Regions from separate parts of the Homo sapiens genome. Here region 2 is linked to region 1. Evidence: chromatin loops called from intact Hi-C (ENCODE). Cell type or tissue: ascending aorta. All regions are shown on one strand. Each heading gives the region's core, and the rest is flanking DNA. Links, peaks and the distances in the headings are about the cores only.

Region 1 (16,333 bases), core at 6,368-11,367:
CTCCTCAACTTTCAGGATTTTTTTTTTTTTTTTTTTTTGAGACAGAGTCTTACTCTGTCGCCAGGCTGGAGTGCAGTGGCACGATCTCAGCTCACTGCAACCTCCGCCTCCCCGGTTCAAGCGATTCTCCTGCCTTAGCCTGCTGAGTAGCTGGGACTACAGGCATGCACCACCACGCCCAACTAATTTTTTGTATTTTTTGTAGACACAGGGTTTTGCCATGTTGGCCAGGATGGTCTTGATCTCTTGACCTCATGATCCGCCCGCCTCGGCTTCCCAAAGTGCCTGGATTACAGGTGTGAGCCACTGCGCCCGGCCAGGTCACTCAGCTTTCTTCTGGGCTTCTTGATGACACTGGGAGACAGGGAAAAGTGTTCTACATTTGAAAAACAAATTAAAAAATTATTAATCCCCACCATTACTAGAGTCACATTTGCTCACAGTAAAAGACTTGGGCAGCACAGAAATATACAGGAAAGAAGAAAGCAAAGATCACCTGTAACTCCAAACCTGGAGAAAACCTCTCTGGGCATTTTGGTGTATTTCCTTCTCTCTTTGTTCAATGCCTATCTTTATCTCTATCTCTGCTTATAATGCATGGTGTCTATTGGACGTCGTGCTTGTCTCCCCATCCACATTGGCATTGTTTTCTGAGTATTTCCCATTAAAAGTTCTTCCAAAGCAATGATCATTTAATGAACAGGTATTCACCTTCCAAGATGAAGACAATGTTTTTATCTAGGTATTAGCATTGAATTAGTCTTGACTAAGACAATGTTCTTATCTAGGAATTAGTATTGACTATATTAACATCCCCATTTAACACCACACACACACACACACTCATACATACACACACACACACTCACACATACATACTTCTGTCTGAAAGTTTATTAGGAAGGCAGGTAGATGAAACAGCCCTCACTGCAAGGCACAGGCCCTTTACGTGAGATCTATGGGGAGGATGTGGGGCAGGAGGCTGGGGTAAAACATGGGCCTGGGAACATGGCTTCCAGCTACTCGTTGCCCCTCTTGAAATTCCCACCCCTTGACCTAAGAGCTTCCTCTGGGATGGAGTGTGGACCAGCTACCTGACAGGTGGGACCAGGGCTCAAAACTATGTGGGTGACAGGGTGAGGTGGCTCATGCCTGTAATCCCTGTACTTTGGAAGGCCGAGGCGGGCGGATCACATGAGGTCAGGAGTTTGAGACCAGCCTGGGCAACATGGTGAAACTTTGCTTCTACTAAAAATACAAAAATTAGCTGGGAGTGGTGGCATGTGCCTGTAGTCCCAGCTACTCAGGAGGCTGAGGCAAGAGAATTGCTTCAGCCTGGCAGTAGGGGGAAGGGGGGCAGCAGTTTGCAGTAAGCCGAGATCTCGCCAGAGTTTGCAGTAAGCCGAGATCTCGCCACTGCACTCTAGCCTGGGCGACAGAGCGAGACTCTGTCTCAAAACAAAAACAAAAACAAACAAACAAAAAAACCCTATGTGTGTGTATGTTTTGATGCTCAAGAAAGTAAAATGGTCTCTGCAAAAAATAAAACTGGATTGGACAAGGGAGTTTTATCTGTTTTCCTGAGAGTGCCAACATTATGCTCCCACATCATTGTTTATATTCCACATTGCCTGGATTGCCCTTAATCTGGCACATACTCCAGAACAGAATGCACTGTTTTCCTCAGTGATGGTGGCCAGCATACCCTGAAGGCCACCAGCACAGCCTATGTGTCCAGTCTCCAGAGGCAGGACAGAGGTAGTCTTTTGGATTCTTTGGGACTAGCACAGGACAGGATAGTGGAGTGTAGGTGGGGAGGGCAGCCAACAGCAGCTGTGAACCCATCTCAAAGAAATCCCACACGAGGCTGGGCATGGTGGCTCACGCCTGTAATCCCAGCCCTTTGGGAGTCCGAGGCAGCCGGATCATGAGGTCAAGAGATCAAAACCATCCTGGCCAGCATGGTGAAACCCTGTCTCTACTAAAAATATAAAAATTAGCTGGGCATGGTAGTGCACGCCTATAATCCCAGCTACTGGGGAGGCTGAGGCAGGAGAATCACTTGAACCTGGGAGGTGGAGGTTGCAGTGAGTCGAGATCGTGCCAATGCACTCCAGCCTGGTGACGGAGTGAGACTCCATCTGGGGAAAAAAAAAAAAAGAAAAGGAATCCCACACGAGCTTCAAGGGGGTGTCCCAAGGAACGGCTCTAAGACTCTAAGGGTCATGTTTCTCAGCTTTGAGGGTTAGCAGCCAGACGACCCAGGGACTGAGACCACTGGAAGTGGGAAAGAAGTGAGTAGAAAAATGAGGGTGAAGATGAAGAAATAGGAGAAGGGCTGGATTACTCAAGAGGGATACGATCATTCTGAGCCATCCAGAAAATGAGGGAATCATCAGGGTTTTGGTGGGGTTTTTTTTTTGTTTTTTGTTTGTTTGTTTTTTGAGATGGGGTCTTGCACTATCTCTCAGGCTGGAGTGCAGCTCACTGCAGGCTTAAACTCCTGGGCTCGAGAGATCCTCCTGCTTCAGCCATCCAAGTTCCTAGGACTACAGGTATGCACTACCACACCCAGCTAATTTTTATTTTTTGGAGATGGGAATCTTATTTTTTTGCCCAGGCTGGTCTTGAACTCCTGGCATTAAGCCATCCTCCTACCCCAGCTTCCCACAGGCATGAGCCACTGTGCACAGTTTGGGAACCATCAGTTTTTTAAAAAATAGGATTTAATATTTAATATTTCACAAAGAGCATCTATGTATTGCCTGAGAGGATGGGGGAGGGTAGGGCAAAGGTAGAGAAGGGGAAGGTAATCCCTCACTTTTAGTAATTAGGGCCTCAGTTATTTTTAGTAATGCAGGCTCAACAGGTCCTGAATGGGCAGGAAGGAGATGTTAAAGGAGGAAAAAGAGAAAGATGGAAGATAAAAAAAGATAAGAAGATCAGTGTGGTGGCTAACGCCTGTCATCCTAGCACTTTGGGAGGCCAAGGCAGGAGAATTGCTTGAGCCCAGGAGTTCAAGACCAGCCTGGGCAATAAACAGTGAGACCCTGTCTCAGAAAAACAAAAACAAAAACAAAAACAAAACAAAAAATTAAAAAAGGAGAGAAAGCAAGTATGAGTATCCATTGGCAAATATATACTAAGTGTCTACTATGTCTTAGGCTGTGTGCTAAGAACTGGGAATGTAGAATTAAAACTTTCTGATCTGCTGAGAGAGAGAAGAAGGAGGAGGAGAAAGAAGAAGCAAAAGCAAGCAAGAGAGACAGAGGAAGGAAGGAAGGAAGGAAGGAAGAAGGAGGAGGAAGAGAAAGAAGGAAGGAAGAAGGAGGAAGAGGAAGAAGGAAGAAGAAGAAGAATGAAAGCTTTCAAGCCCTGCCTTCAAGGAGCAGTATGCCACAGAAACTTGGTGTACAGATTGTCACTGGTTGTGTTACTGGGCTGCTGCCGAGCTGCCATCCCTTTATGGTTGCTTGTTCTTCAGGAGGAAGTCCAGTCTCCACTGTTAGATGTAATTTGTCTTAGAATCTTTGGAGGGGCCGGACTCTATAAGGCAAACCAAACAAATATCCTTTTTCTTCATTTAAATAGGGTCTGGCATGTTTAACATTCATTCCTTTTTTTTTTCTTTTCTTTTCTTTTCTCTTTTCTTGTCCTTTCTCCTTTCTTCTTTCTTCTCTCTTTTCTTTTTTCGTTCTTTCAGATGGCATTTTGCTCTGCTGCATAGGCTGGAGTGCAGTGGTACAATCTCGGCCCACTGCAGCCATTGACTCTTGGGTTTAAGCAATTCTCCTGCCTCAGCCTCGGGAGTAGCTGGGATTACAGGTACACACCACCGCACTCAGCTAATTTTTGTATTTTTGTAGAGACGGGGTTTCGCCGTGTTGGCCTGGCTGGTCTCAAACTCCTGTCCTCAAGTGATCCGCCCGCCTCAGCCTCCCAAAGTGCTGGGATTACAGGCATGAGCCACCATGCCCGGCCTCATTCATTCATTTTTCAAACCTCGAGGTTACACCTTACTACTAAAGGCATGCTACAAAGGATCTATCTAACCATTTTTTTTTTCTTGGCACTTTAAAGAACAGGGACCCTTATGACAGCCTCTCTCTGAGGCATTGACTATCTTGGAAACCATAGATTAGATTAAGAAGGGAGGTCAAAACATTCTTGAATCACTTAAAACTGGAGACTACATGGTTTCAAGATGAAACCCCTGGGTTGCACATTGGGAGCTGACATGGGAAGTCTACTTGGAGCTTCCTTTTTTTGGCTTTCGTTGGTATCCCAGTGGCTTATTGCCTGAGCAGAATCACTGAAGGTGTGTGATATGACTGAATCAATGCTCTGCACTGGCAACCAGCAGCCACCTGCAGCCACCTGAACCACCAAAGACTTTTGGGACACTCTGCTGCTGTCGTGCAAGGCCCAGCTTACAGAGATGAAGAGAGTGTGTTCCCTTCCCTTGGGTTGCTTACAGCCTAAGAGAGGAAGCAGAGAGGTAAGCAACTGATTGCAGCTTGAAACAAAATCAAATGAGTTCTAAACTGTGGAAGAGGCACTGGGACCATGAGGACTCAGATGTGAGGGCACTTAATTTTGTTAACAGAAAACCTGATGGAGGGAATATTCATTTCAGCTGAGCCTTCAAGGATACATAAGATAGCACAGGTAGAAAAGATGGAAGGTGATTTTCCAGCTGAAGGAATTATAAGGGATTTGCACAGAAACATGAAAGCATGCAGTGGTTCCAGGAAAAGTAGCTCTTTGGAGGTGGCTTGAAGGGAGGGAGAGTGCATGGGGTGATTAAGTAAAAGTCATGGGCCGGGCATGGTGGCTCACGCTTGTAACCCCAGCACTTTGGGAGGCCGAGGCGGGTGGATCACCTGAGGTCAGGAGTTGGAGACTAGCCTGGCCAACACAGTGAAACTGCGTCTCTATTAAAAACACAAAAACTTAGCTAGGCGTGGTGGCAGGTGCCTGTAATCCCAGCTTCTCGGGAGGCTGAGGCAGGAGAATCGCTTGAACCTGGGAGGCGGAGGTTGCAGTGAACCAAGATTGTACCATTGCACTCCAGCCTGGGTAATAAGAGTGAAACGCTCAAAAATAAATAAACAAATAAATAAATAAAAAGTAAAAGTCATCTGAGAGACTCACAGGAAGAAACTACAGCAACCTGCCCACAGACGGATGCTTAGGTGGGAGGTAGTGCACGTAGCCTGGCATTCCAAGTCAGGCACACCAGAGTTTGTCTCTCAGCTGTCTTATTATTGCTGACTGATGTTGAACAACTTATTGAACCTCATTTTCATATTATATAAGTGGAAGATAATATATCTGCATTTTAGATGGGTGTTAAAGTGCTGAACAAGTGAAAATGACAGACCCTCAATAAATGTAGCCCTTTCTTTTTACCTCTTCAGGCGGAAACATAATTGAGCATCAGATGATTTTCTATATTGTCATTCATTTCACAAACAGTTATTGACCAACTTCTCTGCATTGGGCCCTGTGCTAGAAGCTTGAAGGGTATTCAAAAATGCAAGCCATCAAAGAAAGGATAATATGGTTGTGAGATGATATGAGGAGAGATCAAAGGAGAAGTCAATGTCCAAGATAGCAACCCATCAGAGCCCTCACAAGGCTGCGCCCCATTCATGAACAAAGGAGCATCCAGGCAGTGAGTGCTGTGCGTGATGTACAAAGAGTGGTGTGCATGGTGGACAAAGAGTGCTGTGAGTTCAGAGTACGGTGAGGTCACTGGGATGGGCTGGAAAGGTTTCAAGGAACAGGAGAAATGTGAGCCAGACCTGGAACCTAGTTAGCATTTGGAGAGCAGAATCACTGGACGTGTGTGAAGTGACTGAAGGAAGAAGAGAGGAAAGGAATGATTGTGTTAAGTGGCAAAAACCCAGCCATGGAGCGAGGTGAGCTTAGGGGAAGTCTGGTTTGACTGTATAGGAGGAGTCCTGGGAGATAGGGCTGAGAAGGAGATTGGTGTCAGATTATGGAAAGCTTTGGAGGTCAGGCTAAGGACTTCAATTTCCATGATAGGCAATGTGTTTTTCATTGTGTGCTCTAGGGCACACAGGTCCACCTGTCACCTACACCCTGCATTTTTTTAATGCCACTTATTCTGTAGTATTCATATATTGTACTATTTTCTCTATTAGAAATATGTGTCATACTGTGCCCTAAGCAAAACTATAAATTCCACAGGATAGGTCCCATGAAGATTTCCTAAGTTGACATGATTTAATGAGGTAGCAGATTTTAGAAGCTGGGAGGTAAAGAAGGTTTAGGGATGTCCATGGAGAAGCTGGGAGCATACTGCTCTGACGGTTTGTAGAAAGTGCCAGCCACTGCACTGTCTCCACACTTGATGCCTCTCCAAATGTTGATTTTAATGCTCTTGGAGTTGCCTTGATGGTTTGGACCTCTAGTTTGAACAATATCACTGTAGACCATATTTGATGTTACTTCCCATACACTAATATCAGAATCCTGAAATATAGGTGTGATGTGGTTTGGCTGTGTCCACACCCAAATCTCATCTTGAATTGTAACTCCCATAATTCCCACGTGTCATGGGAGGCACCCGGTGGGAGGTAATTAAATCTTGGGGGCGGGTCTTTCCCATGGTGTTCTTCTCGTGATAGTGAGTAAGTCTCACAAGATCTGATGGTTTTAAAAATGGGCGTTTCCTTGCACAAGCTCTCTCTCTTTGCCTGCCATCATCTGTGAAAGACATGACTTGCTCCTCCTTGCCCTCTGCCATGATTATGAGGGCTCCCCAGTCATGTGGAACTGTGTAAGTCCATTAAACCTCTTTTTCTTCCCAGTCTCAGGTATGTCTTTATCAGCAGCGTGAAAACGGACTAATACAAGGTAGAAGGCGCATTTCTGCTGAAGGGTCTTAGATCTTCCAGATTCTTTCAGATTTTGCCTGATCAGACTCCTTCACTCTCCTAAAACAAACCAACCAAAGTAACAATAGAGCAATAGTAACAAACTCTTCAAGTAACAATACAACTGCTGTGTGTTTATAACTCCCTTGCTCTCTAGAGACCCCTGTGCTTTGATATTACCAGTTGCTCTTTCTCAGCTTAACTCCGAGGAAGAAATCAACCAAGAACCTTGGGAATCAAGTGACCAAGGGCAGAAAGCAAGAACGGTGCAGTGCAAACATGGCCTGCCTGGATGTTTGCTTTGGTTTAAAGAGTTACTAGGGATAGTATACTAACCTTTTATTTTGCAGGGGCCTTTACTTTCCTGGTAAATAGCTGTTTTTAAAGTAGCAGTTTCTCCATGTGACTGGGCAAACAGATCCTTAAAATAGATCTGACCCTTCTTTCTGTGGATCAGCCAGGGTGGCAGCAGTGACACCTGGGCCACTGGTCCCAGTTGCATGCCAGGAAAATAATCAAGCAGTAGTGTCTGGGTACTTTTCTATCCAGGGCACAGCTGTTTATCTCACTGCCTCTTGAAGCCATAGCCTGTGGTGGCCCCGACTACCAACAAGTAGTGGACTCCACACACAAGTGTCTGCAGCCCCAGGCACTGAGAGAGACCCTCCCAGTGGGGCATGTGCAGAGACTGCCTCACTGGCCTGGAGTAGATCACTTTGGTTTCACGACTCTTTTTAATGTGGTTTTCCATAGCAAGGGCAGCTAACTGGGGTGGAGGTGAATATGGGGACTGGGAAGAGGCCATTCATAGTGGTTCCTACAAGGAACAAGGTCAGTGTCTCCCCTTCCCAACAGGAGCCTGCTCCTGCAGTTGGGGGTCTGTTGCTAGTAAGTTGACTGGGTCATGCCTAGCCCTCAAGGCCCTGGATGCTGACCATCCTCAGCCTGTTTTTCTGCCCCCCTCCATATGTATTTCCTGCTGGAGTAAGACCAGCTTTTTACAGGCACTCCCCAAAACATACACATATGTGAAACTTGTGCCAGTCTTCTCTTCTGGCCTTTGTTCATGCTGTTCTTTCATCCTGGTAAGTTCTTTCCTTTCTGTATCCATTCAAATCCTTCCCACCTTTCAAGGTCTCGTATAAACCTACTGCCTCCGTAAAGCCTCCTCAGAATGTTCCTGTTTGGCCCTGGTTCTTGTCTCATTTCATGTGGGTCAGTTCAATCTCCCCATGTAGTTTGCAAGCCCCAGGAAAGCAGAGTCCATGTCAGGTCCTTTAAAGGTGTCACCCACATCCCCTAAAATAGCTCTCATTTCCTGTATCACTTATCTCTCCTTTGTAATTCACTGTTTAAAAAAATACCTTTTTTCCCCCCATAAGTGACTGGGAATGATGCTGTTCACTTCTGAAATGCCCATAGCTACTAGCACAAAGCTGGTGATCAATAAATGCTTGCTGATTGGATAATTTATCAATGGCCTATATTGAAGAGAGAAAATAGTAACTAAAATGATAAAAGCTTGAGCATGATCCATGATTCTTACTTTGGATCCTTGAAGATGATCATGTCTAAACACATAATGGCCTTTTCATGCAGTTCTCTTTCATTTAATTGCTTAAAGAGGGAGTTTGACTCCAGCCTCTCTTATATTCAGCTACAACCATTCAAACTAGTAAACTTTAAATGAACATCCTCACTGTACTGGATCCTGCTCATGGGATCTGAGGCCCTGCTCCTGGAGAAGAGAGTGGAAGAGGCTTTATTAGTCACCAACCAATCATTTCCCGCTTAGCCCTAATGGGGAGTAAGCATGACAGCTATGAGCAGTAGCCACAGGCTGTTTAGGGCAAGGGAAAACACAGGGAAGGAGATCCAAGGGATGCGAAGCTGGAATGAAGGATTTCAGCTTCCAAGAGCACAAACTGATTGATTCTCAAAGTACATACCGTAACCTGAAGTGATTCATGACCAATTATGCAAGTGGCATAGCAGACACCAGAACCAAATGAGACCTCCAAGGGAGGGAAGCCAGGCCAAAGCTCTCTCTGGGGAGCAGCCAAACCTTCAACAGTCATGGAACAAAGTCAGGAAAAGGCCCTGAGAAGAGCTAAATTTATCCAGGTTGCCTGCGGTGCCTGAGGGCATGAACTTCAGGGAAAAAAGAGCAAATGAGGAATTACTCATATGCCAGAGAGAGAGAGAGAGAGACCAGAAAAGACAGGACAATAGCTATGGCTGGTGGTTTACAACAGCACAAGAGGGAAATCTCACTAATGTTGACCAGCAGCAGCTGCCTAGCCATATCACTCTGTGTGTGTGTGTGTGTGTGTGTGTGTGTGTGTGTGTGTGTGTGTGTGTGTTGGTATGGGTGTATGTCTTTAAACTGAGGACCTTTATACTAGGGATTTAGGGTGGACAGAAGATCAGGAACCACATCAAGCTTGCACTACCTCTGATGGCTCCTAGAAAGGTAGTATTTTCCCAGAGAACTACGTAAACAGCTGAGAGTTACAAAGGCAGGCCAGCTTATACCCAATGATTGGAGCATGCAATACCCAGGGTACAATAGCTTGGTGACATAATGGTAGAATCCTACCTACTGATGGATCACAGAGAAAATGCTGAGATCATTGTCAGTCTGGACAATGTTTCTAATTTGGAAGGAGTTGGAGGAAGCCATGATAATGGGTTATCTTGCCTACTCAAGGGTGGCTCTCAAAAGTAAGGTGGGCAGGAGGAAGCAGGAGGTGACGGAGCACTTGCTGAGTAGCTATTGGTAGTTTTTTGTAAATACGCTTTCATTCAATCCTTTGAGGTAAGTATCATCTCCAATTTATAGATGACAACACTGAGACTCATGGAGTTTACGTAATCTTAACAAGGTCACCCTGATGATAAGGATTGAAGTCATGGTTCCAACTTAGGCTGCTTGCTCCAAAGCCTGGGCTTTTTCTACCCTACTGCCATGGTTCCTAGCTCTCTCTACACCTCTCAAGTCTAAAATCCCAGCCAGAGAGAACCTCCAGGGAGAGCCTAGTGTAATCAGGACATGGGGGTTGAGATTGTGAGCTCTTTGCTCATAAAACCTCCTGGATCTTGGACCAATCAAAAGCTAACAATCAACCAACACCTTCCCTGGGCCGACCAACTACTTTCCTACTTGGAATTTCTTCCAAAGTGACATTTTTTTAGAAAATACACTTAATGAGATGAAAGGTGACTGTTGTTGCCTTTTCTCTTTGCTTTTAGCATGTGATAACCTTTCTTTCTGGTCATGTCCCAGTCTTCTTGGTCTTTGCCCTCAGCACTGTGAAAGTGCATATTTGCCCAACCTTTATACCACATAGCTCTGAGCAGTACATGTTCTGATCTGGACTAAGTTCACTTAGCAGAAGAGTGGGTGGCCTCCTACTGACCCTTTCTGGAAACACCTGTCTTCAACAGGTTCTCCTGAGGCCCATCCTGGTGGCAACTGTGCTAGGATGGGGGCAGAGTGGGTGGGAGCCCATTTCTCCACAGGAAATCCAGAAACAGTCCCACCAACTTCTCCAGGATTGACCTTAAATGCCTTCACCCTCCCTTAAATCCTCCCACTTCATTCCTTTTATCACTTCAAGCATTAGCTACATATCATTGTAACCCATGTTCAATACTCAAGAGGAAAAGAAACAATCAGAAACTCACACCTTGGCTTGCTTATTCAGAGACTAGGGTCCATTCTAGGAGTTCCCTGTATTTTCCCTTACTCTTCCCATCCTAAGGCTGGTGCTCCTTGGGATTTGGGCATCTTCTGTTCTCAGTGTATTCATTCTCCCCGGGCAATCTCATCCTTTATTATGACAATGATCACCATCTCAGATCTCTCTCTTCTTAGACCTCAGCACCCACCTCTCTACTAGACACCTCCATTTGGAAGTTCCTCAGGACAAAATACATGCTCAATAACTCATTGCTGAATGCATGGATTGTTTAAACCCCAAAAAATGGGCAGCTCAGGCAGAAGTAAGCCTCTGATTTGTTGGATTTTATAGTTCCCCCTTTATTTTATTTTAATTTATTGTTATGGATTTGTGAGGCAATTTGGAGTGGTGGAAGGATCAGAATCCTCAGAATTACAACTCTGTTTAGATCCTGACCTTGCTTTAACATCTATTTCTTTTTTTTTTCCCTTGAGACAGAGTCTTGCTCTGTCACCCAGGCTGGAGTGCAATGGCATGATCTCGGCTCACTGCAACCTCTGCCTCCTGGGTTCAAGTGGCTCTCCTGCCTCAGCCTCCCAAGTAGCTCAGATTACAGGCACACACCACCATGCCCGGCTAATTTTTTTGTATTTTTAGTAGAGACAGAGTTTCACCATGTTGGCCAGGCTGGTCTCAAACTCCTGATCCACCTGCCTCGGCCTCCCAGAGTGCTGGGATTATAGGCGTAAGCCGCTGCATCCGGCCTTTGACATCTATTTCTATCTGGCTATCTGAAGGTTACAGGCTAAGCTCTGAGCTAGGCAGTATGGAGCCCCATCCAGGATTCTAGATCTGGTTCTGTTGCAAAACGGCTCTGTAGCTTTGGGCAAGTCACTTTGCCTCTCTGGATCTCCTAGTCTCTGAATAAGCGAGCCAAGGTGTGAGTTTCTGATTGATTCTTTTCCTCCTGAGTATTGAACATGGGTTACAGTGATATGCTTGAAGTGACAAAAGGAAGGAGATGGGAGGATTTAAGGGAGGGTGAAGGCATTTAAGGTTAATCCTGGGGAAGTTGGTGGGACTGTTTCTGGATTTCCTGTGGAGAAATGGGCTCCCACCCACTCTGCCCCCATCGTAGCACAGTTGCCACCAGGATGGGCCTCAGGGGAACCTGGTGGTTGGATCTCCTGGTTGAATTGCTAAGTTGAATTATCTAAGACCCATCTAACACTTACCTTTCAGGGTGAAGTATTCTAGCACCTGTAGGTAGGAAGTGTTTTTCAGACTAACTAACTGATAGTTTTTTTCTGGAAGGAGATACTATGAATCTCAGCAACTTGGAAGAGTTCATTCTGTTTTTCTAAAGCTTTTTTCAGACTCTCTGAATGAGGGTGAGGACTAGAACTAGTTGTTGTTTTCAACACTATCCAAAATTCAGACTTCTGTCATGGTAGGTGTCCACATAGCAGGCTTAAAGATGAATGTGAAAATATCTGTCTCCACAGATGCCTATGTTTGTCTAGCTTGTCCACTTTCTTTCCTTCTGATACACAGACTTGCAGAGGCAGCTGTTGCCTGAATACACAGGCAAGAGTTTCTCTGCATGAGGCTTGGGCAGCCCCATTCCCCCACAGGATCCACCGCCACCCCTTCGGGTGTGACCACTCAATAAAAACAACACACTATAAAAAGTGTTTTTAAATCCAAAAAAAAAAAAAGAGTTTCTCTGCATGGATGATTGGCTGTAAGGGAGCTGCCACTGCAGGTTGATAACTGCTTGACAAACATGCCAGACCCAAGAACCATGGCTCTAAGTTAACTTTCCATGTATTCACCTCAGTAGGTATGTATAGGGATGCTAGGTGTTTGAGGGATACTATTTAATTCTGATAGTAAATTTATTTAAATTTTATTTTGTTATATATATATATTTTAATAGAGATGGGGGTCTCGCTACATTGCTCAGGCTACTCTCGAACTCCTGGCTTCAAGTGATCCTCCCACCTCGGCCTCCCAAAGTGGCACCTAGATCTCATTTAAATTTTAATCAAAGTGACACAGACCCTGAATTTAAACAAGTTAAATGTGCTAAAAACACTTAACTCAGCAGTCCTGTAGCCTCCTGACCACCTTCTCCATGTCCTGTTCCCCAGAGGTACTTGCATTCAAATCTTTCACTCTTTCTAATGATATGTACTTTCATATTTTATTTTATTTTTTATTTTTATTTATTTATTTTTTGAGATGGAGTCTTGCTCTTGTCGCCCAGGCTGGAGTGCAATGGCGCAATCTCAGCTCACTGCAACCTCCACCTCCTGGGTTCAAGCGATTCTCCTGCCTCAGCCTCCTGAGTAACTGGGATTACAGGCACCTGCCACCATGCCCAGCCAATTTTTTTTTTTTGTATTTTTAGTAGAGACAGGGTTTCACCATGTTAGCCAGGCTGGTCTCAAACTCCTGACCTCAGGTGATCTACCTGCTTTGGCCTCCCAAAGTGCTGGGATTACAGGCCTGAGCCACTGTACCCAGCCATACTTCCATATTTCAAAGAATATGCTCATACTGATGTTGTTTAATTAATAATTTGATACTACTATTATTAGACAGGGTCTCATTATGTTGCCCAGGCTGGAGTGTAGAGGCTATTCACAGGCATCACAGTGCACTACAACCTCAAACTCCTGGGCTCAAGCAACCTCCTGCTTCAGCCTCCTGAGTAGGTGGTACTACAGGTGAGCACTACTGTGCCTGGCTAACTTGAAATAATTTAAACATTTTATTGTAGATGGCGTTTTAGATCTCTATTGCTCCCTTTTTCTTTTCATACGATTCCAGTTCCTCCAGCAGAGAAGTCAAATAATATTCAGCATTTAGATTATTATGACTATTGAAAGATTGTTCATGCTAAGCCAAGTATTGGATTATAATTTCAATTTTTGATTTTTTAGGTAATTAATGATTGCCTGCTTACATCTTTTGTTTTCTTATTACTTTTTTTTTCCTTTTTCTTTTCTTTTCTCTTTTTTTGAAACAGGGTCTCACTCTGTTGCCCAGGCTGGAGTGCAGTGGCATAATCACGGCTCACTTCAGCCTTGACCTCCTAGACTTAGGTGATCCCCCTACTTCAGCCTCTCAAGTAGCTGGGACTACAGGCATGCATCATCACACCTGGCTAATTTTTTGTAGAGATGGGGTTTTGCCATGTTGCCCCGACTGGTCTTGAACTTCTGGGCTCAAGTGATCTGCCTGCCTTGGTCTCCCAAAGTGCTGGTGTGAGCCACTATGCCTGGCCCTTAATTTTTTTTAACCTATGGCTAAATCCCTCTACCCCATTAAACATCCTCTCTGTATAAAGTTCCATGTGGTCAGAGCAGGTGTCTGTGGAGGATGGAGATACTTTTACATTCATCTTGAAGCCTTCTGTGTGTACAGCTCTATTTTTTCTTTTTTTTTTCCCTGTAGACCTTCCTCCAGGGGCTTCTGTCTTCTTGCTCCACTTTGGGTGATCCTCCAGGCCTGTAGCAAAGCTGTCCTTGTGGGACTTCCCTTCACGGTCATCCCAGGAATTTCCTTCATCTTTCTCTTATATTGCATTCCCTATTTCCTGCATCCCATGTTTTCCCCTTTCTTGGTTTACATTTTCATTTTGGTTTCATTTTATTTTCATTTTGTCACAGTCTCTAGAAATCTCTAGTAAAGGATACATAGGAGGCAAATTTTTAAAAAGTTTTGTTTGTATGAAAATGTATTTTATGTTCACATTTAATTGGGACCTTCAGTTGGTAATAGTTGAAAATAATTTTTCTTCAGAAAAACATTTTTTCATCTACTAACTTTTAGTGCTGATATTGAGAAGTCTATTGCTATTATTATCATGTGTTTCTATGGAAACTATTTTCTTCCTGGAAGCTTCTGATTATCCCTAGTATGTTATAATTCATTGTTTTTATTTAACAGTAGGGTTTGTCAGAGCTGGGTGCAGTGGTGGGTGCCTGTAATCCCAGCTATACGGGAGGCTAACAGAGGATTGCCTGGGCCCAGGAGTGAGTTCAAGACTAGCTTGGATAACATAGACTCCATCTCAAAAAAAAAAAAGTAAGATTTGTCAATGGATGGGCTACATCTTAGGGTCCTCAGGTGGCAAGTGGGCTTTTCCATACACACAATTGGTCTTATTTGGAAGACAGGAAATGCAGTGCAAAGGCCAGGACTTTGAAACGGGGTCAATGAACTAGTGTGGTAAAAGTTTAATGCTTTTCCTTCTGTCATTTAGGTGGTTTCCGCTCCCCTCCTCAACTATTCTTTCACTTTAGAAATTATCAAAGGGATTAGGTAAGTGATTACCCCCTTGGGGTAATTTCAGATTCTGTCAGAAGCCTGGAAACTTGGACAGGATGTGAGGTTGGAATTTCAGTTCATTGAGCCTAAAGAGCACCCTCTTTGAGGATGGATACCAACAGCCACCTGGAAAAGACTGGAAGAATCCAATTCCACTATCAGTGGAATTGGAATCAATGTGATTATGCCAAGCAAAAGAGTGAAACTGTTGTATAGATATGAACTCCTGATGCTATAAGTTTTTACATTTTGTTTTCAAGACAGCAGCTTCTTGCAATATCACTCCATGATTATTGCTGTCAATCAGGAAGTAGCCTGTAACAGGATACTCATATAGAGAAATAATAGATAGCATTGCCTGCAGATAAGTTGAAATGCCTTCTCCCTGCTCTGAAAACTAGACATTTTTAGATTTCATTTATTTATTTTTGAGATGGAGTCTTGCTTTGTCCCCCAGGCTGGAGTGCAGTGGCATGATCTCTGCTCACTGCAACCTCTGCCTTCGGGTTCAAATGATTCTCCTGCCTCAGCCTCCTGAGTAGCTGGGTTTACAGGCTCCTGCCACCACCCCTGGCTAATTTTTATATTTTTAGTAGAGACGGGGTTTCTCCATGTTGGCCAGGCTTGTCTCAAACTCCTGATCACAGGTGATCTGCCCACCTTGGCCTCCTGAAGTGCTGGGATTACAGGTGCCAGCCACGGTGCCCGGCCTGAGTTTTCAGATTTTAAATGAAAGATACCTGATCTATGCTCCTTCTTCTAGCCACAGTCTGCCATGTAAACGTATTTGGTCTGTTCCTGAACCCAAGGGGAATTCTTTTCTCTTTCATCTATCCATCCATTTATGCATCCAATCATCCACCTTTATCCTACCTGCCTGTCAGACCAAGTCTAAGAAGCTTTGCTCAACTATTTAATTCTACTGATTTCTCCTTTTTTTGAATACCTGCCACATAGTTATTGCCATCCCTCATTTTAGCATGTAGCAGTTCATGACTTAGATTGACTTCAGCTGTAGTCACAAACACAAATGCCTACCAAGGGCCAGGTGGATGACGTATCTGAAGTCCGCTCCGTGAATCAGATAGTAGACCTCTGGGGACTGTGTGAACTGGAGAATGGGTGCTCTCAGTAAGGGACAGCTGCCCTTTACTCCAGCCAGTTGCTGCCCACCAAAAATCCAGGTAGATGTAGATCTTCCAGTTTTTCAAGAGAGAACAGATGTCCAAATTTTTATGACTTTTTAAAGTGGTGGTTTAATTTTACAAAATCACGGTGTAGGACAAACACAATGTGTGTTTCACACTGTACATTTGCAGCCTCTGAGGTGATGAGCTTCTTGAGCTTATTGTTTCTGAATTCCATATGGCAGCTCATACATTAACTAACATATACAGTAGGTGCCTG
Region 2 (13,099 bases), core at 1,018-6,017, 59 kb before region 1:
TTTTTAGGAAGCAATCTCCCCACCTTGAGAAATACTGCTGCAGCCTTAGAGCAAAAGAAGGAAAAATAGAAACACCTCATAGTCTACTAGCTAATATCCAAACAGAAAGAACTATTAGACTGAAGTATGCTTCTGTTTCATTTTCCGTTCCAGAGCCAAGTACTTGTTCACCTAACCAAGAAGCTCTAACTTATTAGTTTAAAGAAGATTTGAGAATAGAGGTGGAAGCCAAAGGATAATGAATAAATTTGTTAATTTATCTTTCCAGCCAGTGACTTTGGTTGATATTTCTTCGCAGTCACATATCTCAAGTACTGTTTGTCTTTTTACTTTTGATAAATCGTATTTTATATATGTATGTTGTGAATCAATGCCTTGTTTTCCATTAAATGTCTCAAAGTTAACTTGATGAAGTTGAAAGTTTTTTATATGTGACAAATTTATATCCAAGTCTTGATTAATTTCTGCATCAAAAGTTCTGTTTCCTTTTCAGTGTTTCTCAGAATGTGCATTCAGTTTTAGAGTTGGCTACTGGCTTTGGATGAGAAAGTGGAAGAGAAGTATGAAAGAGTGTCCTCTGTCCTCCTTCTTGAGACACAACTTGTTCTTCTTTTCAGAGGGAAGAATAGAACAGAATTTCCCAGCCTAGAACATAAACATGCTGTCAGATGCCTGGAAATCCTGCTTGGCTGTCAAAGACCAGTTCACTTGCCTGCTCTTCTATGAGGTTCCTGAACCGGCTAAGCAAAACAAGTCTGTCTCATCCTTTCTTTCTGGTAATGTTTCAACACTGCCTGACATCATGCTGAAGTGGGGACACATGTCCCCCTTTAACCTGGCCCCTCCATTTGGCTGTGAGCACTTTATGGTCATGAACTTTTTTATATGTATCCCTGGAATCTCCAGTGCCTATGATGGCACTTGGCACATACTAATTGCTAAACAAATGTCGTTTAGTTTGGATTGTTTAAATCATTGAACCTTCTCCTCTCAAACCTTATGACTGCTTTAGAAGTATTTATTGTTTCTTCCTTTTGGAGTTCATGTCTTTGGAATATTCCTTCCATGCCCAGAGATCAGCATTGCTTTCTTACATTCAGTGAAAGATAAATTTCATCATCACGATCATCATCATCATCACTATTAATAAGTAACTTTTATGTGCCAGACACTTTAACATAATCTTATCCAATATTTTGCAATTACATTGCAAAGCAGGCATTGTTATACCCACTTCTCAGATGAATTAGAAAGCTGAAGCTCAGAGAGGTTGAGTAACTTACCCAAAGTCACCAAATAATAAGCAAACTAGAATATAAAATCAGATCTCTAATTTCTAAATATTTACTCTTTCCACTGTGTCATTCCAGTATGTCACACAGGGTAGTCTCAGGGGAAGCTCCAATGTGGAATGGAGTAAAAGCTTTGGTCAAAGACATTTTTATTTTCTTCCCTGAGAGACATTCAAACCCCTAGTGGTTGCTTAGATTTCTCCTGTACAGAAGAGAATGCTTTACCTGTTAGGGTTGGAAGGACACACCTGGAAAATTAGTGTGTTTGTGGTGATTCAGGGACCCCTTAGAAGGGTCGCCTAGGGTAGTAAGAACTCTCTGGCATGGTCCAACCTCATTTCCTCCTGTTCAGTAGGTCATATCTCTGGGATTGTGCAAGGAAGGGAACATTTGAGGCAAGGCCAGCAGGAGAATGTAGAGTGGGGCAAGCCTGGAGAACATCACAGCTCTAACCAGAACTTTCTCATGCTGACTTCTGAGTGACCACTTGAGCAATTCATTGTGTAGTTTTTCCCACTCTTTTGCTCCCAGTGTATATTGGATAGTGACTAAGACAATTTCGAGAAGAGGGCACTACCAATAATTACACTGGGATATCAGATTGCAACTAGAACTTTCCTGGCGAGACCAGGATATACGTTCTCCCTATTTGGAAGTCCTGTTTTCATGGTTTCTCAAAAGCCCAGAGTGCGAATGCCTCTGAGACACTTTGGGTTTTGTTTGTTTGTTTTGTTTTGAGATGGAGTCTCACTCTGTTGCCCAGGCTGGAAGGCGGTGGCACGATCTCAGCTCACTGCAACCTCTGCCTCCCGGGTTCAAGTGATTCTCATACCTCAGCCTCCAGAGTAGCTGGGATTACAGGCACGTGCCACCATGCGCAGCTAATTTTTGTATTTCTAGTAGAGACGGGGTTTTGCCATGTTGGCCAGGCTAGTCTTGAACTCCTGACCTCAAAAAATCTGCCTGCCTCGGCCTTCCAAAGTGTGGGGATTACAGGCATGAGCCACTGCACCCGGCCCGCTGAGACCCTTTGAACTGGCTGGGAGACCTCACAAGGTAGTACAAATTGATGGGGCCTTACCCAAGCTGGATAGCTTTGGATAAGCCATGCAACCTCTCTGCATTCAGTTTCCTCACCTATAAAATGGGTACAGTGGTATTTATCTCAGGAGCTCACATGGAGCAAATGAAATATAATATATACCATGTCTAGTACATAGCAGTCCCTTTCTTAGCTGGATTGGGGGACCCCAGCAGGTACTGGTGGTGATGGGGATCATTGGATATTGGTCCAGGTTCAGGAAAACTCTGGAAACCCTGAGTAATGACTGGAGGTTTAGATTCCTCTGATTTGAGGATTCTTGGCTTACTCTCAGTTGATCAACATGGACCCCACTCATTCTGACTGGCTAAGGAATATCTATCCACCAGATGTCAATAAGGGGCAGGGGGACAGGTGGGAAGAAGAGAAGAAAGGGCTTTGAAATGTGCTTCTTGGACTACCCTGGAAATGGGTGGTGGGGGAGAAAGCCCTGACATAGTCCTGCCCAGTGACAACCTGGGAGAATATGGGAGCTAATCTTGGTTGCTGTTTGCAATTTCCACCCAAACAAAAAGGAACCAAAGGAAAGAGATAAGCACCTTAAGTCCAGGGCTGGAAAAGCCCTCAAGTTTTTCCTGTTTTTTTTGGGTGGGGGGAGGGGCAAGGGGCTGGCAATATGCTTTCAACCTCCTGACTGGACAATGATTATTTGGGCATCCAAGCTCAGGGAGCATTTTCCAAGACTCATTAGAGTTTAGAAGAAAATGTTTGGTGCAAGGCCCCCTCTTAAAGTAGCCTCCACCTTAGCCTTCCTTGCCCTGAGGGAAGGGGAGAAGGGGGCCCGCCTCTCTGCGATTCACTAGGTTTGCTCAGAAGGTAAAACTGTTGAGCCCTGTGCTTGCTTAGTCAGTCTTGGTTAGTTATGCCAGAACAGCTAGAAGATGGGCAATGTGACGTCTGTTCCCTGAGACCTCACTGGCAACACCAAGTAAGTAATAGGCAGGCCTTCCAAAGGGGCAAGGACAAAATTGACTCAGGTTACAGGCCTCCCATGAGGTAAGCACACAGCTGGGCCTGGGCTGGCACCAGGCAGGGAAACTGACATGCAAAGCAGTGCATTCTCATCTTCTGCCCTATCTTTGAGGCTCTTCCTGAGGCCTGGAGTTGTTTTCAGCCTTCCACGCTCCTCTTTGCCATTCCAGTGGGAGGAGAAGCTGATGTGCAGAAATACTAGAAGGCACATGGCTGGGTGCTATTTCTGGCCTGGGCTGAACTCACGAGTCCTAGAAAGAATGTTTCTGACACTGTTTGCCTTCCGAGAATCCATGAAGCCCAGGGACAAACCCTGCCTGGCTCTGTACTGACTCAGACCCATGGGCTTGCCAACCATGGCATCCTGAGGGGCTGGAGAAAGAGGGTGATGAAAACAGTGACACTGCATGGAAAGAGCCCCCAGCGGCTGGCTCAGAGCACACTGCACCCTTGGCTGCTCCTTTTATTCATTCATGCATTTATTAAGCAATTGTACCTATCAGAGGTTCTTCTAGGTGCTTGATATACACAAGAGAACAAAACAGACATTTCTGTTTTCAAAGATTTTACATTCTAGCAAGGAGAAGGCAGATAATTAAAAGTGAACATAATAAATCAGTAACATTTTGTTTGTTTGGTTTTTATTCGAGACAGAGTCTCGCTCTGTTGCCCAGGCTGGAGTGCAGTGGTGTGATCTCGGCTCACCATAACCTCTGCCTCCTGGGTTCAAGTGATTCTCTTGCCTCAACCTCCCAAATAACTGGGATTACAGGCACATGGCACTGCACCTGACTAATTTTTGTATTTTTAGTAGAGACAGGGTTTCACCATGTTGGCCAGGCTGGTCTCAAACACCTGACCTCAAGTGATCCACCAGCCTCAGCATCCCAAAGTTCTTGGATTACAGGCATGAGCCACCACACCCAGCCTAAAATGTTTAATATGTTAAACGGCATTAAATGTTAAGGAAACAAGAGAAAGCAGAGTAGAGTAAAGGAAATCTGTGCTGGATGGGGAGGCTGTAGCTTTAGATGGGGTGGTCAGGCTGGACGTCATTGACCTAGAGAGCTGCAAAGACGTGAAGGAAGTGGTTAACTTAGCCAGGCTCACAGCTGGGGGAAGAGTGATCAGGGTAGGGAAAACTGCTAAAGCAAAGGCCCAGGGATGGGAAGACGTGTGCTACATCAAGGAACAGCATAGAAGCCAGTGTAGCTAGAGCAGAGGAAGCAAAGAGGAGAAAAGTAGAAGCTTCAGAGAGGTGATGGGCACTGAGGAAATAACAGATCCTATGGTGCTTTGTAAGTCCTTTGTAAGGACATTGGCCTCTACTTTGAGTGAAATGGGGATTCACTTCAAGATTTTTGAACAGAGAAGCAGCATGATCTGACATTTTTGGAAAGAATCACTCTGGAAAGATGGCAACAGCAGTGTTAGCCTAGTTTTTGGATATTTCTGAATCCTCACATAAAAACAGAAAATAGAATGAGAACCAAAGCTGGGATCCATGGCTCATGCCTGTAATCCCAGTACTTTGGGAGGCTGTGGCAGAAGGATCATTTGAGCCCAGGATCTGGAGACCAGCCTGGGAAACATGGTGAAGCCTCATCTCTACAAAAAATACAAAAATTAGCCAAGCGTGATGGCATGTGCCTGCAGTCCCAACTACTTGGGAGGTTGAGGCAGGAGGATTGCTTGAGCCTGGGAGGTCAAGGATGCAGTGACTCAAGAAGGCACCACTGTGTGCTCCCATCCCCCTAAAAAATAAAAAATAGAATGAGAATGAAAACCCTTGGACAACATTTAGCTCAAAACTAGGTGATGAAGTATCCTTATGAACCCCAAAATAGAAGTGGAGAGAAACAAATTACTTATAGCCACAGACCTGGACAGGTATCAGCATCAAGGCAGAGGAAAGGGACAGAGTATTTGGTGGGCCTGAGAACAGGAGAGCCACAAAATAGCCAATAGTTATTGTATGGAAAGCACAGGAGGGTAGTTTGAAACACACTCTACTGGCAGGTGGTGCAACGACCTGCAGCAAGGTCTGCAGGTAGGGGCTGAAGTGCAGTACCCGGACCTGGGGAGCTGACCATCGCAGGAATCCTGGACACCATCTTATGTGAAGAGGAACTGCTGGGTGTGGAGTGAAGAACAAACAGGACAGCACAATAAAGAAACGGAAAGAGAAGGTCAGAGCAAAGTGGTGGAAGAGAACAGAACCCGGAAATCTCAGAAAACAAAAGCCTATGGGCTTTTGTTTGGTTTTGTTTTTTCAATATGACCCAAAAATAATACAGGAGGAAGCTCTGTGAAATTAGAGAAGCTAACTGAATCAAGGCTCCTTCTAGCAGTTCTAGAAAATTTACTTTCCATAAAAATGAGCAACAGAAATGTGTCAAATTCAAATTCAAACAGAATGTTTATAAGGAAAACAGTAATAATAATGTCCCCACAGATCATGAAATCATGACAGGAAGATATGCTAAAAGAAAAAAAAAAAACAGAAATATCCAAAATACCTGATCAAAATAATAGTATTCTTTTTTCAAAATGAAGTAAAAGACACTAAGAAAATGTCTTAAATTAGCTGGGCATGTTGGTGCACCTGTAGTCCTAGCTACTCAGGAGTGGGGCTGAGGCAGGAGGGTCATTTGAGCCCCGGAATTCTAGGATACAGTAAGCTATGATCACGACACTGCACTCCAGCCTGGGCAGCAAAACGAGACCTCATCTTTTAAAAAAATTATATAAAAAAAAGAGGCTGGACACAGCGGCTCACGCCTGTAATCCTAGCACTTTGGGAGGCCAAGGAGGATCATTTGAGCCCAGGAGTTTGATACCAGCCTGAGCAACATAGTGAGATGCCATCTCTAGTTTTAAAATAAAATTTTAAAAAATTAAAAATTAAAAATAAATAAATAATGTCATATCAGAATTAGATAATATACATCAGAATTAAATAAGCTCAGAAAGGAGGTGACAAAACTTAGGAAATAGAAAGAAAAGGAAAAAAATCAAAATAAAGATCAAACTAGAATGAATACAAAACCAAACAAATATAACAAATATAACAACAGAAATAGAAAGTCAAAAGGCAGAGAATTATAAGAATCAAAAAGGAATGCAGAAAGATTAAAAAGGATTTGAGAAAAATGACAAATATTTAAGACAGGCAAAAAGATATGATACAAAGATAATGAGAGTTCTGAAGAAGAAACCAAAACAAAGAAACAGAATGAATACTCAACACTATAACTCAAGAAAACTTTCCTGTCCCAGCTACTCGGGAGGCTGAGAGGGGAGGAAAACTTGAGTGCAAGAAGTCGAGGCTGCAGTGAGCTGTGATGGCACCACAGCCTGGATGACAGGGTGAGACTCTGTGTTAGAAAACAAAAAACAAAAAGCAAAAAAGAAAACTTTCTAAAATTGAAAAAAAAGATAGAAAAAAATATTTTTTTTGAGATGGAGCCTCGCTCTTATTGCCCAGGCTGGAGTGCAATGGCGCGATCTTGGCTCACTGCAACCTCCGCCTCCCAGGTTCAAGAGATTCTCCTGCCTCAAGGAAAAGATTCGAAACTACATATTGCAAGAGCACATAATGTGCTTGAGAATAAACATATATTAGTAAAGTTTTTGACATGATCTAACAGTTCTAGAAAATTTAGGATCATGAACAAAAAAAAGCCAAAAACATATATTAGTAAAATTTTTAGACTTTAAAGGAAACGAAGGAATCCATTTGGCATCTCAGTAAAAAGTGCATGTTACTTGTAAGGGAAAGAAAATTAGTTTATCATTAGACTTTTCAACAATAATGCTTAATAAGCAAATGGAGTAACATATTTAAGGTGCTCAAGGAAGGAAAATGTAAACTAAAGATTTTAAATCTGGCCAAACTTAACCTTAAAGCAGAAAGGACACTGATAAATTTATCAACATGTAAGAAGAACTTAAGGAATATCACTCCCATGAGCCCTTCTTAAGGAATTTATTAAACAATATGCATTAGACAACCCAAATGACTTGAGAACAATCAGCATAGAGATGACTGGTGAGCATTAAATATATAATCACTGGTAGAATTAGATTAACTGAAGGTTAAAAGACAGAGGGTATAGTATATGTAATAGTTATATGCTCTGACAATGCAAATTTAGTATAACCAGAGAATGTGTATAGGATCAGCAAAATTTTTTAAGCTGTTTTCAATAATCATAATGACTTGTGGTAGTATTAATATGGTCATTCTGAGACTATTGTATTTATAATGCAGGATAAAGCAGATGAGAAACTGTAGAATATTCTATTATCCTTAGGTCCTTGAGAAACAGGATTTTCAGAATTTGAATCAGAAATACCAGCCCTGATTCGAATTGGAAACATCACTATGAACTCATGAAGTATTTCATCTTGACATATATATATATATTTTTCCCCTACTCTGTCTATTAAAATCAGCCAAGAAACACTGCAGGCCTGGGTCACAAACTATTCAAGATGAGCCTGAAACACGTTTTCATACCACGTAGTGAAAAAGTTATCAAAGATTATGAATGGGTTTTCTAGGGCTGTTATAAGTGCCACAAACTTGAGTGTTTAAAACAACAGAAATTAGGCGGGGCACAGTGGCTCACGCCTGTAATCCCAGCACTTTGGGAGGCCAAGGCGGGTGGATCACTGGAGTTCAGGAGTTTGAGATCAGCCTGGCCAACATGGCGAAACCCTGTCTCTACTAAAAATACAAAAATAAGTCGGGCGTGGTGGTGCGCATCTGTAGTCCCAGCTACTTGGGAGGCTGAGGCAAGAGAATAGCTTGAACAAGGAGGTAGAGGTTGCAGTCAGCCAAGATCACACCATTGTACTCCAGCCTAGGCAAGCGTGAGACTCCGCCTAAAAAACAAACAAACAAATAAAAAACAAAACAAAACAAATTTATTCCCCCTCAGGCCTGGAGACTAGAAATCTGGAATGTAAAATCAAGCTGTTGGCAAGATTATCCCCTCTGGAAGCTCTAAAAAAGAATCTGTTTCATGCCCCCCTCCTAGCTTTTGGGGGTTGTTGGCAATTCTTGGATTCAGCTTGTAGATGCACCACCCTAATCACTCCCTCCATTGTTACATGACAAATGTCCCTCTTCTTTGTTTTTTTGAGATGGAGTCTTGTTCTGTCACCCAGACTGGAGTGCAGTGGCACAATCTTGGCTCACTGCAACTTCTGCCTCTCGGGTTCAAGCGATTTTCTAGCCTCAGCCACCTGAGTAGCTGGGATTACAGGAGCATGCCTCCATGCCTGGCTAATTTTTGTATTTTTATAGAGATGGGGGTTTTGCCATGTTGGCCAGACTGGTCTCGAATGCCTAACCTCGGGTGATCCTCTCACCTCGGTCTCCCAAAGTGCTGGGATTTCAGACATAAACCACTGTGCCCAGTCCCTCTTCCTTTAAGAACACCAGTCAGATTGGATTTAGGGCCCATGTGAATTCAATATGACCTCTTCTTAGTTTCATTACATCTGCAAAGACCCTATTTCCAAATAAAATCAGTCATAGGCTCCAGGTGAACAGGAGTCTTGGGAAATCCTATTCAACTTAGTACTGACTGCTAGGGTCAGGTCAAAAGAACAAAAAGAAGCTCACCCAGCTCACCTCTCCTGGGCAGCATTCCATGGCCCAGATTGTGCCCACCATCCTGATTTACCTATCCTGTGTCTCATTTTCTTAAACCCCTGTTTCCTGCTAGTTTGTCTGATAGATGATATCAAATCCATTAATGTTGAACAGGAGCTGTTTAGACATGGTCCACTTACATCTTCACAAATGTATTTTAAGCCATGACTGAGAGAAGGAAATCACGAAGCAATATCTGGCACTCAGCAGACATGGTGGACCTCACCGTTATGTAGGAAGCTCAATGCTCTGACAAAAAGAGGCCTCTCTTGGTTCTTGCCCTAAGAGTGAGGTCCTGATGATCACCCTGCTGGGTGCAGAGTACTTGCTCTAGTTGGATCTTACCCATACCTCTCTCGATTTCTCTTAGCCTCTGGAGGTTGAGCTCAGTTACCTAAGAGCTTGCAGTCACATGTTAGCTGCTGAGCACTGTTCAGCCCAGGGTGAAGGAGAAAAGGACATGGAGTCCACTTTCTGAAGGATTTTTCAGGTTAGAGGCTCTGAGTCCTAAGTTTTGAATCTGCTTATTAACACAGTGGGTCTCATCACTCCACTCAAGGCCAGTCTGGGCCCAGGGTTCAAAGTCATGGTTGTGTGAGGAGAACTCATTGCACACCACAATTTCTGTATTGTGCTTCAAAGAAAGGAGAGCAAAGGCATCTGGGCATCTGGTGTTGGAAAAATGGCCTGTATTTTCTTTCTTTTTTCTTTTTTCTTTTTTTTTTGAGACGGAATCTTGCTCTGTCGCCTAGGCTGGAGTGCAGTGGCATGACTTCGGCTCACTGCAACCTCTGCCTCCCGGGTTCCAGTGAGTCTCCTGCCTCAGCTTCACAAGTAGCTGGGATTACAGGTGCCCACCACCACGCCTGGCTAATTTTTTGTATTTTTAGTAGAGACAGGGTTTTGCCATGTTGGCCAGGCTGGTCTCGAACTCCTGACCTCAGGTGATTCGCCTGCCTTGGCCTCCCAAAGTGTTGGGATTACAGGCATGAGCCACCATACCCGGCCTGTATTTTCTCTACTCCCTCTTTGGCGTTCAGCCTTAGTTCTCTCAGCCTCACTGTGCATGGAGCTTGGCTCCTCAGCACCCACAGGTCCTGACAGACCCTCCTGTCAATGGGCTAGAAGGCATGTCCAGCCAGGGAGCCCTGATCTGGGAGCAGTGAACACTCCCATTCCAGCTCCAGCCTTTCACTAAGCAAACAAAGCAAACAACCCACTTTCAGTCCCCAAAAGTCATCTTTGGCCTCTGTTAAAAAAAAAAAAAAAAAGCGTGTTAGAGTATTTGTCCCCTAGGGGTGACCTATTTGTGTCACAAGATTTTCAGTGATGACTTCTTCTCTTCCTCCTTGTTCCCTGAAGATGCCCAAGAGGCAGGCATGGACTTATTATGGGCACAAATCCTTTACATAATAGGACTTTTATTTTCAGATCCCTAGTGACCCTCAGAGTACCCATGATCCCTCTGAAATTGTATGGGCATTTGAAAAATATCTTTTTTTTCCCCCATTGGAGAGTTTGGCTATGGCTTTAATCAGATTCTTTTTGTGTTTGTCAGACAAGAAAAAAAAAAACAGTCAGTAAAAACAAAAACACTGTCCTTTTATTATCCCTGCAAGATAAAACATAATCTCCTTTTCACTTTCTGATACCTTCTTCACAATTTTATTTAGAAATAATTTTAATATTTCCAACTGTTAAAATAACCCAGCCAGGCATGGTGGTGTGTGCCTAGAGTCCCAGCTACTCTGGAGGCTGAGGCAGGAGGATCACTTGAGCCTGGGAGGTCAAGGCTGTAGTAAGCCATGATAGCACCACTGCACTCCAGCCTGGGCAACAGAGTAAGACCCGGTCTCAAAAACAAAAACAAGCACACAAACAAAAACCCTTGTAAACTTATAAATATTTGTCCAGGGCTTTTGAGTATCCAAAGATCTCAATCTCCTTTAGCTTTCAGAGACCCTGTGAAGTTACATACTACAATCACCCCATTTTACAGAGGAGGAAATAGGCTCAAGGAGGCAGGTAGGGCCGGGTGTGGTGGCTCATGCCTGTAATCCCAGCATTTTGGGAGGCTGAGGTGGGCAGATCACTTGAGGTCAGGAGTTTGAGACCAGCCTGACCAACATGACAAACCCCATCTCTACTAAAAATACAAAAATCAGCCAGGTGTGGTGGTGCACACCTGTAGTCCCAGCTACTCAGGAGGCTGAGGCAGAAGAATCACTTGAACCTGGGAGGTGGAGGTTGCAGTGAGCCAAGATTGTGCCACTGCACTCCACAGAGTGAGACTCTGTCTCAAAAGAAAAAAAAAAAAAAAAAGGAGGCAAGTAGATGACCCAGGGTGATCTAGAATTCTGATTGAAATCTCTCCCTCTAGAGAAGAAAGCACTTCTCACTCTACGCAGAGCAGAAATAGTACAACAGCCTATCACTTCCTTTGTGCCAAGAGGCTGAGAAATTGTATGCACATTAAAAAATATACATGAAAGAAATAGTTTTTGGATGGGAAAGAAGGGCTTATTTTATTTGTAGACAACTTCTCTAGGCCATGTTACCGAAGTATGTGTGGGGTAGGGGGGTTTGGGGGTTGCTTTCTTGGAAGTGATTGGATCACTGGAACCCAGGAGGCAGAGGTTGCAGATAAAAAAAGCTAGGGTGGAAAAAGACTTGAAAGGAAGGATGCCCCCTTTCCACCAATTCCCAGGAAAGTCTCCTAACATGGCCTGTCTCCTCATTTTCATCTGTAAAGGGTCATGTCTGAAAAGAGCTTTGCAGTGAAGTTCAAACAGCTGCCCACTCACATTTTTCTAGCCCACAGACTGTTTCCCTACCCAACAAACATCGTTCCAATGTCACTGTGATTGCTATCTCTGTGGCAGTAACAATACCCTGAAGACAAATCTTAGTCCAGGAGTTCAGGTTTTTACTAAGTCTCTTACTCATTTGCCTCCCGTGTTTCTTTTTACTTGGCTATTTAACATTCCCCAGCCTTGAGGACAGGGTGCATGAGAATTGTGTAATACTGATTTAAAGCTAATGTTCTATGTTGTTCTCTTCAGTCTGTATCTGTAATCTCTAGGGGCTCTGCCACGTCAGGTGCCCTCTCACAGTCTCCTGAGTCCACAGCGACTTCCTGGCACAGACAGATGCAGCACCAGGGTGCTCAAAACCACCTCCCATTCCCTCCTGTGGTCCCCAAGCTCACCCTTTTCCTGACTGCCCCGTAGCCTGAGCCTGATGTACAAACACGTGGAATCCATCTTGTTATGTAAGCTTCCTGGTTGCTGAGCTGGGTGACTCAGTGCCGAGATTGTCCCTCACTCTTTCCCAGCCTCGGGCAGCATGCTAGCCCGCACCAGGTCAGCGGCAAACTGGAATGGAAATCTAGGCCTGCTAATGGGGTCCAGCTGAGTGGCCTTCATTTCCCAGTGGAGCCTGGTGAGCCCAGCAAGCCCATGGGAACTGTCCTGGAACTGTTGTAAACTAACCCATGGGTAGAATTCTCCATCTTCCTTGCTCATTTCCTTTTACCTCCCCTTCTCAGCTTTGGCTGAAGATCACAGAAGGTTCACATTCAGCAACCCTTTGCTCTGGGGCTGCCACCTTCTGGGTCCCTGTTATGGAGTGAATGTTTCTGTCCCCCTCCAAATTCGTATGTTAAAGCCCCAACCCGCAATGTGATTGTGTTGGATGGTGGGACCTTTGGGAGGTGATTAGGTTTAGATAAGGTTATGAAGGCGAGGCCCCATGACGGGATTAGTGCCCTCTACGAGGATAAGAGACATCTTCCAAAGAGGAAGATGTATGGTGACAAGGCAGCTGTCTGCAAGTCAGGAAGAGAGCCCTCACCCGTACCTGACCATGCTGGCCCCTGGTCTCGGACTTCTCACCTCCAGAACTGTGGGAGATAAATGTCTGTTATTAAAGCTGCCCATCCCATATTTTGTTGTAGCAGCCTGAGCAGACTAAGACAGTCCCACTGACCCGAGTCCTCACCTCTGGGTTCTGGCAAGGCTCAGGCAGTGAGTGGTACTGGTGTAAGAGGATGTGCTCAAAGGTTTTAAC

What was found. Peaks named below come from ENCODE experiments on the same cell type or tissue, not always from the same donor. Only the 100,000 strongest peaks of a DNase experiment are listed, where the experiment ranks them.
Region 2: a loop joins it to region 1, with 2.5 times the contacts of the local background. A loop is called at or near these places in 11 of 110 quality-filtered maps.

The regions. Positions count from the first base shown.
Region 1 is chr1:182,282,847-182,299,179 of GRCh38, reverse strand. The region is part of intron 2 of LINC01344 (long intergenic non-protein coding RNA 1344); the gene reads left to right. Among named protein-coding and RNA genes, the nearest start is that of LINC01344, 23 kb to the left of the region's middle. RefSeq lists a silencer at 5,792-6,086, a cis regulatory region at 7,199-7,210 and enhancers at 7,132-7,276, 6,955-7,454. In ascending aorta, for the core only: no CTCF peak of the experiment used is centred there; a DNase peak (open chromatin) is centred at 8,949; H3K27ac peaks cover 1,053 bases.
Region 2 is chr1:182,339,631-182,352,729 of GRCh38, reverse strand. No RefSeq gene overlaps it. Among named protein-coding and RNA genes, the nearest start is that of LINC01344, 32 kb to the right of the region's middle. In ascending aorta, for the core only: no CTCF peak of the experiment used is centred there; DNase peaks (open chromatin) are centred at 1,686, 3,211 and 3,689; H3K27ac peaks cover 1,475 bases.